Linked DNA regions of Homo sapiens: region 2 is linked to region 1. A link is an interaction called in ENCODE POLR2A ChIA-PET data of the cell type or tissue named here. Cell type or tissue: MCF 10A. All regions are shown on one strand. Each heading gives the region's core, and the rest is flanking DNA. Links, peaks and the distances in the headings are about the cores only.

The links. Peaks named below come from ENCODE experiments on the same cell type or tissue, not always from the same donor. Only the 100,000 strongest peaks of a DNase experiment are listed, where the experiment ranks them.
Region 2: POLR2A ChIA-PET joins it to region 1 with 5 read pairs; 2 of 35 experiments call an interaction of 5 or more read pairs at or near these places.

What each region holds. Positions count from the first base shown.
Region 1 is chr2:26,769,408-26,773,790 of GRCh38, reverse strand. The region is part of intron 1 of SLC35F6 (solute carrier family 35 member F6); the gene reads right to left. Among named protein-coding and RNA genes, the nearest start is that of SLC35F6, 7.3 kb to the right of the region's middle. In MCF 10A, for the core only: a CTCF peak has its summit at 2,575 (motif pointing left); DNase peaks (open chromatin) are centred at 1,230, 2,350 and 2,670.
Region 2 is chr2:26,694,336-26,698,718 of GRCh38, reverse strand. The region is part of intron 1 of KCNK3 (potassium two pore domain channel subfamily K member 3); the gene reads right to left. Among named protein-coding and RNA genes, the nearest start is that of KCNK3, 3.8 kb to the right of the region's middle. RefSeq lists an enhancer at 1,161-1,662. In MCF 10A, for the core only: no CTCF peak of the experiment used is centred there; a DNase peak (open chromatin) is centred at 2,188.

The DNA of each region.
Region 1 (4,383 bases), core at 160-4,159:
AAATACAAAAATTAGCCGGGCGTGGTGGTACAAGCCTGTAATCCCAGCTACTCAGGAGGCTGAGGCATGAGACTCACTTGAACCTGGGGGACAGAGGCTGCAGTGAGCCGATATTGCACCACTGCACTCCAGCCTAGGTGATGGAGCAAGATCCTGTCTCAGAAAAAAAAAAAAAAAGCATATCTATATATATTCTATATCACGAATTTGCTTTTTTAAGTGTTTGATAACTGTATTTCAATTTAATTGACTTCTTTTGTAATCCTTGGTCTTTTTTTTTTTTTTTTCTTAATGGAGTCTCGCTCTGTCGCCCAGGCTGGAGTGCAGTGGCAAGATCTCGGCTCACTGCAAGCTCCGTCTCCCGGGTTCACGCCATTCTCCTGCCTCAGCCTCCTGAGCAGCTGGGACTACAGGCGCCCGACACCACGCCTGGCTAATTTTTTTTTGTATTTTTAGTAGAGACGGTGTTTCACCGTGTTAGCCAGGATGGTCTCAATCTCCTGACCTTGTGAACCACCCTCCTCAGCCTCCCAACGTGCTGGAATTACAGGCGTGAGCCACCGTGCCTGGCCCAATCCTTGGTCTTATTTACACGTTTTAAAACATTACTGTAAGAAGAGGTCCATAGGCTGTGCCAGACTGTCAAAGAGTCCCATGGCATGAAAAATATCAAGAACCTCTGGTCTACAGGAGTATTTGGGTCCTGGGAAATGACTTAATACAGACCACCTGCTCACCTTCAAAAAGCCTGAATGGTTTGGAAGATCTTTCTAATGCTGACTTTCAAGCAGGTGGCAAAGACATCACACTCATGGCATGACCTCCCAGTCAGCACCCGGCAGATGGTGATGACTGATTATGACATACTTCCCCGATGAGCCTAGACACAAGCCCAGAATCCTTTGTGGCATAGTGCTTTGGGCAGCTTAACCACCAATCACTCTGAACTGTCTGCCATCTGTGCATGAAAATTCTCTGTCTTGAATTTCGTCTTTGCTGGGCTTGGTTAGGTCTGTGGAATCTTGTCTAATCTTTCATTTGAAAGCCCTTTAGGTACCTGGGGACTTGTTGACCTTCTTCTGAATCTTCTCATCTCCTGGCTAAACAGCTCCAGCCTCTCCTAACCTTTCACCCCTGGCCACTGACTTCTGGAAGTACTCTGGTGTACCCAGGCCCAGAGCCAAGAGCATGTGATCTGGCCCAGACTGAGGCTAGCAAGGCGTGGCCCTCCCTCATGTTGACACCCTGGGTTCGTTGACACAGCTCCAAATGCATCAGTAACATCATGTGCTGACTGAAGTCAACACAGTCCCAGAGCCGTTTCCTGTGGGCCACCGACCTGCTCCCACTGCAGCATATCCTGCATAGGCAGTGGATGTCTTTAAAGTGCAAGACTCGGGACTTCTTTTTATTAAATGCCTTTCCTTGAAATGTCTTTCCAGGGCAGTCAGATTGCAGTGCACAGCCCTGCACTGCCATTGGCTCATCTCTGTAGCGAGCCTCAGCTCCCAAAGGGCGGGGGAGTCCTCTGGTTCCTGTACCTCCCCCGCAGCACCCAGAGCATGTGCCACTGGTTGTGCCGCAGTTAGGGTCTAGGTTTGACAAAGTCCCTGTCCAGCTTTGGCTTCTCTATATGCCTCTGAGTTTGCGGAAGAAAACAGGGCTATGGCAAACCTATTCCATAGTGAGAGACCCCACCAGCTCCTGGAGATGTGGAGAAAGAGGGGTAGTTAAGATTCCTTGTGGTTCTTGGGAATGGCAGGGGCAAAGGAGAGTTGAAGGGAGAAGTTCGGACAGAACTGTTTAGAAGGCAGAGAGAAACCTGGAGCCTGGCATGGCTTGGGGACCAGGCTGTAACCAGTACCAGTGGGGCAAAGAAAGCGCCTGCTATGGAACAGGGAGTCTGGGAGCTGGGGAAGCCTCCACCCCAGGTCAGGAAACACCTGACCTCATGGGCTGGAGTCTCACTTCTTTCTCTTTTTTTTTTTAGAGAGAGGGTCTCACTATGTTGCCATGGCTGGTCTTGAACTCCTGGGCTCAAGCAATCCTCCCGCCTCAGCCTCCTGAGTTGCTGAGATTATAGGCATGAGCCACTGCACCCATGGTGCCTAATTTCTGCCTGATATGCTGTTGGCTCTTGGATCCCTGGCCAGGACAGGACATGGAACATGGGTAAGGGCCACAGACCCAGCAGGGCTGCTCTCGAACCCAGTCTTGCTTTTGCAGAAAGAGCCCCCTGAGAAGGCCTGCATGAGGCAACTGAGTGAAACAGAGGCAAAGCAAGGAAGAGAGAAGAGGTCAAGCCTTACCAAGGGCACAGAGCCAACTGCCCAGAGCAAGTGAAGTCAGAGAGATGGGAATCCCCAGGCCAGGAGCCAAGTTTCCTCTAGGAGGGACAAGGGAGCTATTGCCAGGCCATGAAGGTTGATCAGAAGCTTCAGGCAAGGATTATTATTTATTTTATTATTATTTTTGTCTGTAGGGGGCAGGTATGGAAGCTGAGGCCACATTTCCATGAGTCCTACTTCCCACCTGAGTCTGAGGGCCCCCTGCTGGTAGAACAAGTTGGTCCATAGGGGAAACCCCTCGGGGCCTGTCCTTCCCCAAGGCTGGGGCGCTTCTTGGGGAGCTGACTGTAGGGCTGGTGCTGAGCTCCCCACCTCCCACAGGGGTTGTCTTCGCTTTCTCCACGGGTAGGTCTGCCTAGACAGGCCTGGCTGGCAGCGCTCCCGGCTGGGGAAATGGTATCTCTTTGTATCTGAGGGCCTGGGGCAGGCTGACAGCCCAAGGGATTGGGTGTCAGCAGCATGGGCTGCCTTGCCCAGCCTGAGATGCTCAGGCCTGCAGGTACCTTGGGGCAGAAAGCCAGGCTTCTCATCCTGGATTGGAGACAGGTTTCGACTCCTGGCGCAGAATCAGAAAAGACCCCAGCCTCACAGGCTAGAACAAAAATCCAGCCCCAGTTTGCCTGGGGATGACAGCAGTGACCCCTAAGGTGGGCAGCACTTTGCTGTCAGTTCTTCACAACGTTTGTTGTTTGTTGTCTTTTGTTTTTGTTCTTGTTTTTTTTTTTGAAACGGAGCCTCCCTCTGTCACCCAGGCTGGAGTGTAGCAGCGCGATCTTGGCTCACTGCAACCTCTGCTTTCCAGGTTCAAGTGATTCTCCTGCCTTAACCTCCCAAGTAGCTGGGATTACGGGCACCCACCACCATGCCCAGCTAATTTTTATATTTTTTGTAGAGACGGAGTTTCACCATGTTGGCCAGGATGGTCTCGAACTCCTGACCTCAAGTGATCCACCCGTATCAATCTCCCAAAGTGATCGGATTACAGGTATAAGCCTCTGCGTCCGGCCAACAACGTTTGTTTTTTTGTTTTGTTTTTCAGACAGGGTATTACTCTGTCACTGAGGCTGGAGTGCAGTGGCACAATCACGGCTCACTACAGCCTCAGCCTCCCAAGGCTCATATGATCCTCTCACCTCAGCCTCCTGAGTAGCTGGGACTACAGGCATGGGCCACCATGCCCGGCTAATTTTTGTATTTTTTGCAAAGATGCAGCCTTGTTTATGCTGCCCAGGCTAGTCTCGAACTCCTGGCCTCAAGAGATTGACCTGCCTCAGCCTCCCGAAGTGCTGGGATTACAGGTGTGAGCCACTGCACCCAGCCCATGTTTCCTTAAATGCACAATTCATAGGACACTTCATGGGGACTGTCCCGTTAAGCCTTACAACAAGGATCCTCATTTTAGATGGGGACTCTGAGGCTTAAGGCAGATCCAGGGTTAAACCTTGCTTGAATTTATACTCAGAAAAGGCAGAATACAGAGAAAACCCAGAGTTTTGAGTCCCACAGGCTGGACAAGTTACAGGGTAATCATACCAACACTGACAAACTGTCAGAAGCAATACATGATATAAGGATATATACATGACCTGGCACATGGCAGGTATTCAGCAAAACTCATTTTCTGCCCCTTCTCCTTTCCCTTCACTGAGCAGAAGCCATCTCCCCCTTGGGTTCAGCGTGGCCCCAGCTCCCCTTCAGCCTGAAAGCTACTGGAAAAACGTCTGGAACCTGTCCTGCTGGCTGAGGCAGAGGTGGCTGGAGGGACCTCAGGCTATTGTCCCTGCAGTTCACAGAGCCAAAATGCTGAAACAGAAGAAACTCAGCCATCAGCTGAACTCCTTATTTGACAGACAGGAACCCAGGGGCCAGAGAGGGCTCGAGGGGCTCACGGCTCCTCAGATGTTGAAACAGGGCCAGTACACTGGAAGCTCAGCAGGCAGTCATGCGCCCCCTCCCTGATGCTCTGAAGCTCTCCTCTGAGTTCTTGCTCCCCTAGCTGGTGGGAGGAGAGGGGCAGCCCAGTAGGTGGGCCTGT
Region 2 (4,383 bases), core at 84-4,083, 75 kb after region 1:
TGGGATTGGGAAGATAAGGGGAAAGGGTGTGGCAATCTCCTGGCCCTCAACCTCACTGTTCCCACCTGTTAGGAAGCAGCAGAAGTAGCCGTGGTCATGGTAACCCTTGGGAGACAGAGCAGTTCCTTGGTAAGGCAAGTAATAATGCACAAACAATAGTATTAATAACAATAATAATGGCAAATTATTAAGTGCCTTCTCTGTACCAGGCACTTTCTTTTTATGATCCCATTTAATCCTGGCAGGCAGATATTATTATCCCCACTTTGTAAATGACAAAACAAGCTCAGAGAGATTAGATAATGTGTCCAAGGACATACAGCTAGTGGCAGTAGGGGAATGGGGATAGGGTGGATTGAGATGAACCCAGGCACTCCAGCTTCCAAGTCAGTGCCTATGTTCCTCCGCTGCCCTGCAGAAATTGTGGGGTCGAAGCACGCCCACGGGCTAGCCTGTGGGCAGGAAGGAAATGCCAACTGAGGTGGGTGCCGGGACTTTCCTAGGCTGGGCTACCCTTCCTTCACCTTGGAAAGTCGAAAGAGGCCTCGAACAATGGAGTGATGAGCTGCCAGAGGCCTGAGTGCTAAGAGAGATGGTGGGATGTGGGGGACAGGCTGGAGGATGCAGAGAACACCAGTGCAGGCACTGGAAGGCCTGGCTTCTAGTCAGGGTCATACTCTCAACTCCCTGTGTGAGTGTGGACAAGCCGCTCACCTCTCTGGGTGTTTGGAAGATTGCTAATGTCTCCTTCTCTTATTTTAGGACCTCTGGGATTTTGGGGGTGGCAGGTCACATCTGTACTCTCCTTCTTGAAAAGATGTAAAAAGTATAGGTTTCCTCATGAATCACCTGCTTGAGTTCACAGTCTAAGGGTTCTCAGGCCATGTGGTGGGTGACGGGAGGTGGTGCTCAGCTGAGCACAGGCTGGAAGCTGGGGAAAGAGCGGAACAGAAGGTTTTCTGCCCCAGCCCCATCAGCGAATCAATCACCTGGTCTCTTTGTTGTTGCCTTAGAGCCAAAAAGATTCCCAGGACCTGCAGTGGGAGAATGGGCACCTGCGAGCCCATGGCAGGTGCCCATGGCGGGTGCTGGGCACAGCTGTGACAAGTCGTCTGGTTTGGTCAGGGGCCAGGGTGTGGCAAGCAGCAGGCCTGACTGGAGTGTGCTCGAGCAGGAAGCCCCCTGCTTCTGGGGAGGGCTTTGCTGGGGAAAAGGCAAGCCTTGGCTTCTAGGTGCCCTAGGCTGGAGTGCAATGGTGCGATCTCGGCTCACTGCAGCCTCTGCCTTCTGCGTTCAAGTGATTCTCATGCCTCAGCCTCCTGAGTAGCTGGGACTACAGGCATGAACCACCATGCCTGGCTAATTTTTGTATTTTTAGTAGAGACTGGGTTTTGCCATGTTGTCCGGGCTGGTCTGGACCTCCTGGCCTCAAGCGATCTGTCTACTTCTGCCTCCGCCTCCCAAAGTGCTGGGATTACCGGTGTCAGCCACTGCACCCAGCATGGAATGGGCTCTTGAAATGGAGAAAGAATTCGTGAAAAATTCAGGGCAGGAGAGTCAGAGAGGTCCAATTGAATCTGGGCAAGTGCCATGCTTCCGAGGCCTGAGGCCATGGGGGAGTCATCTACCCTCAGAGCCTCAGGTTCCTCAGCTGAAAAATGGGGGTAATAATGCCTATCTAGAGAGGTTGGTGAGAGAATTAAATAAGGGGGTACAAATGAAGCGTCTAGTATAGAGCCTGCCACAAAGTAAATAATAAATGGTGGTTGCCATTGTTATTGTTGTTGCTGCTGCTGTTGTTAATAAAAATAATAAATAAGTATCCTGAACAAGTAGAAGGAGTAGGGGACTGGGGGTTAGGTTTTTGCTACCCTCTGACTGTGTGATTTCTGTCACCTCTCTGACTCCTTATCTGTCAGAGCAGGGGGTGGTACCAGCTGATCTCCGAAGCCCCTTCCTGCTCTGACAGCCTCTGAGCTATGAATAGATGAGGCTTGGGCCCTGGAGGAGTTTAATGACTCAACAGCTAAAGTGGTTAAGACTTCCTAAGAAATGACTTTCTATTACTGTTGGGTGAACTTAGGGCACCAGCAAAGGAAGGGTTTCCTGGCTGGGAGACCAGGGATAGGGAGCTGGAGGAATCCTTCCAGCCAGTGGAGACGGTGACTAACCAGGTGAATGACTAAGAAAGAACCTGCTGACCTCCAACCAATCAGGGCTGCCCATGAGCACCCTGTGAGCTGGCATCACTAAGCACGGCTTGGCTGTGTCAGGCCTGGCTGGGTCTGAGCTTCATAGCATATGGAGTCAAAGGAAGCAGCCAAAAGACCAGCAGGGAAAGAGCACTGGGCTTGGAGTCAGAAGACCCAGCTTCCCACTCTGACTCTGCTGCTTACCAGCTGGGTGACTGGGGGAGCCGCTTCCCTTCCCTGAGCCTTCACGCCTTCATCCATGCAGCAGAGCTAACAATACCTGCCCAGCAACTTCACCAAGTCATGAAGACTGAGAATCATGACAAGAGATGCAAGTGCATTGTGATCACTAAGGTAGCAAATGATGGGAAGTGCTGTCATTATTCCATCCCAATGGGACACCCGGTATCTCAGAATGAGACTCATTCATGTTTTCAAAGGGGTCAGGTGAACACAGGCTGCTGCCCTTGGGTTTGGGGCCATTATCAGCCTAACTAAGGCCCCTTTCTACCATCTGATCACAGCCCAAATAGGTTTTTCTTAGAGCAGAGCCCCTGTGGACAGCTTCCAGCAAGGTGGCATAGCCACAGTGGAAGGCAACACAAAGCCAGGATGGTCAGGTGGGGCAGGGAGGGAGGGGCCCCCACAGAACCAGGGGGGTGGTCTGATGTTGTCTTTCCTCTTGCCCAGCACTTTATAAATAAATAATCACCAGAACCGCACTCTGTCTGCCTCTCCCCCCATGGCTTTTAGCGTCTCTCTTGGTGAGGACTGCAAGCACTTTGGGAAACGGCAGAGGAAGAGGGAAGGATGCTACCCTTTCATTTCTGCACACCTTAAACCCATCAATAGCATTCTGTGTGTGCTCACAGCCTCTGGGTACTATGCTGGCACTTGGAGCACAGAGACAGGAACTGCAGGACCTGCCCACATGGAGGTTGAGTACAGTGTGGTCAAAGAGACAAAACACTTCCCCTATAATGCAAATAACCATTCAAAACAGCCAACAGCGTGTCACCCAGATCATCCTCACAGTGAGACCTGCAGTTGTCCAGAGCAGTGGCCTGGGAGGCTTTGAGGAGGAGGGGGGATTTGAGCTGGACCTGGAAGGTTAGCATGGACAAGATAAATAGAAGGTAGAGCCAGGCGCAGTGGCTCACACCTGTAATCCCAGCACTTTGGGAGGCCCAGGTGAGAGGATCGCTTGAGGCCAGGGGTTTGAGGTTGTGCTGAACTATGATTACACCACTGCATTCCAGCCTGGGTGAGACAGAGTGAGACTCTTTCTCTCAAAAAAAGAAAAAAGAAAAGAAAAAGGGCAGAGAAAAAGGCATGCCAGACAGGCATACTTAAGGTATTCTCAGAGGACAGGTTGGCAGCTATCGAGAGGGATCACATAAGTAAGAAGTGAGATGTGAAGTCAGACATAGAGGTTGGAGCCAGGTATGGAGATCCTCAAAATTTGAGATAAGGAGCATAGACCAGATTCCATGGACAGTGGAGAGTCATTGAGGGATTCCAAGAAGGGAATTGGTTTGGTGACAGCTGAGTTTTTCTTTCTGGCAGCATTGTCCAGGGGAGCATGCCTTGTTGTGGGGTAGGCAGGGAGGTCAGTTGGGAGGTTACTATGAAGCTGGGGACCATGGGCCTGAGAAGGAAAGGGGACACGCGTGAAGGCTTGACGTGTGGAAAAGAGGGAGAGAGAGGGTCCAAAGATGTTCAGTCTGATTCTTTTGATTCTCCAGACAGCTAAACAGCTACTGAAACCCTGGCAAATAGTAGTGGGGTGTGAGAGTGGAAGAGACTGCAGACCAAATCTGGGCTGGTGTTTTTCAGGAAGCGGGCTCCTCTTTGGGCAGACCTAAGTCTGATCATCCTATCCTAAACTCACAGGACCAGTAGGACCCAGAGGTGCCCCAGCTGGGCCACATCCACTCCCAGGGCCCTTTCCTCCCTCTTCCAAGAGAAGAATCCAGAAACGACACAGCATAGCTCCCCATGGTCCCCAGGGAGCCGTAGATTCTTGGAACAGTGTCCTGCAGTGGATAGACCGCAGGAAGAGTGTCTAGTCCTGCCTTTTACTCCCTCAGCTCCTGTTGACTCCCAGGAAAACAATGCCATCTTCATGGGCTGCGCTAAGTGGCAACGAACCCCTGGGAGTCTGATCAAGGCAGGGAAGGGGACTAGGGAG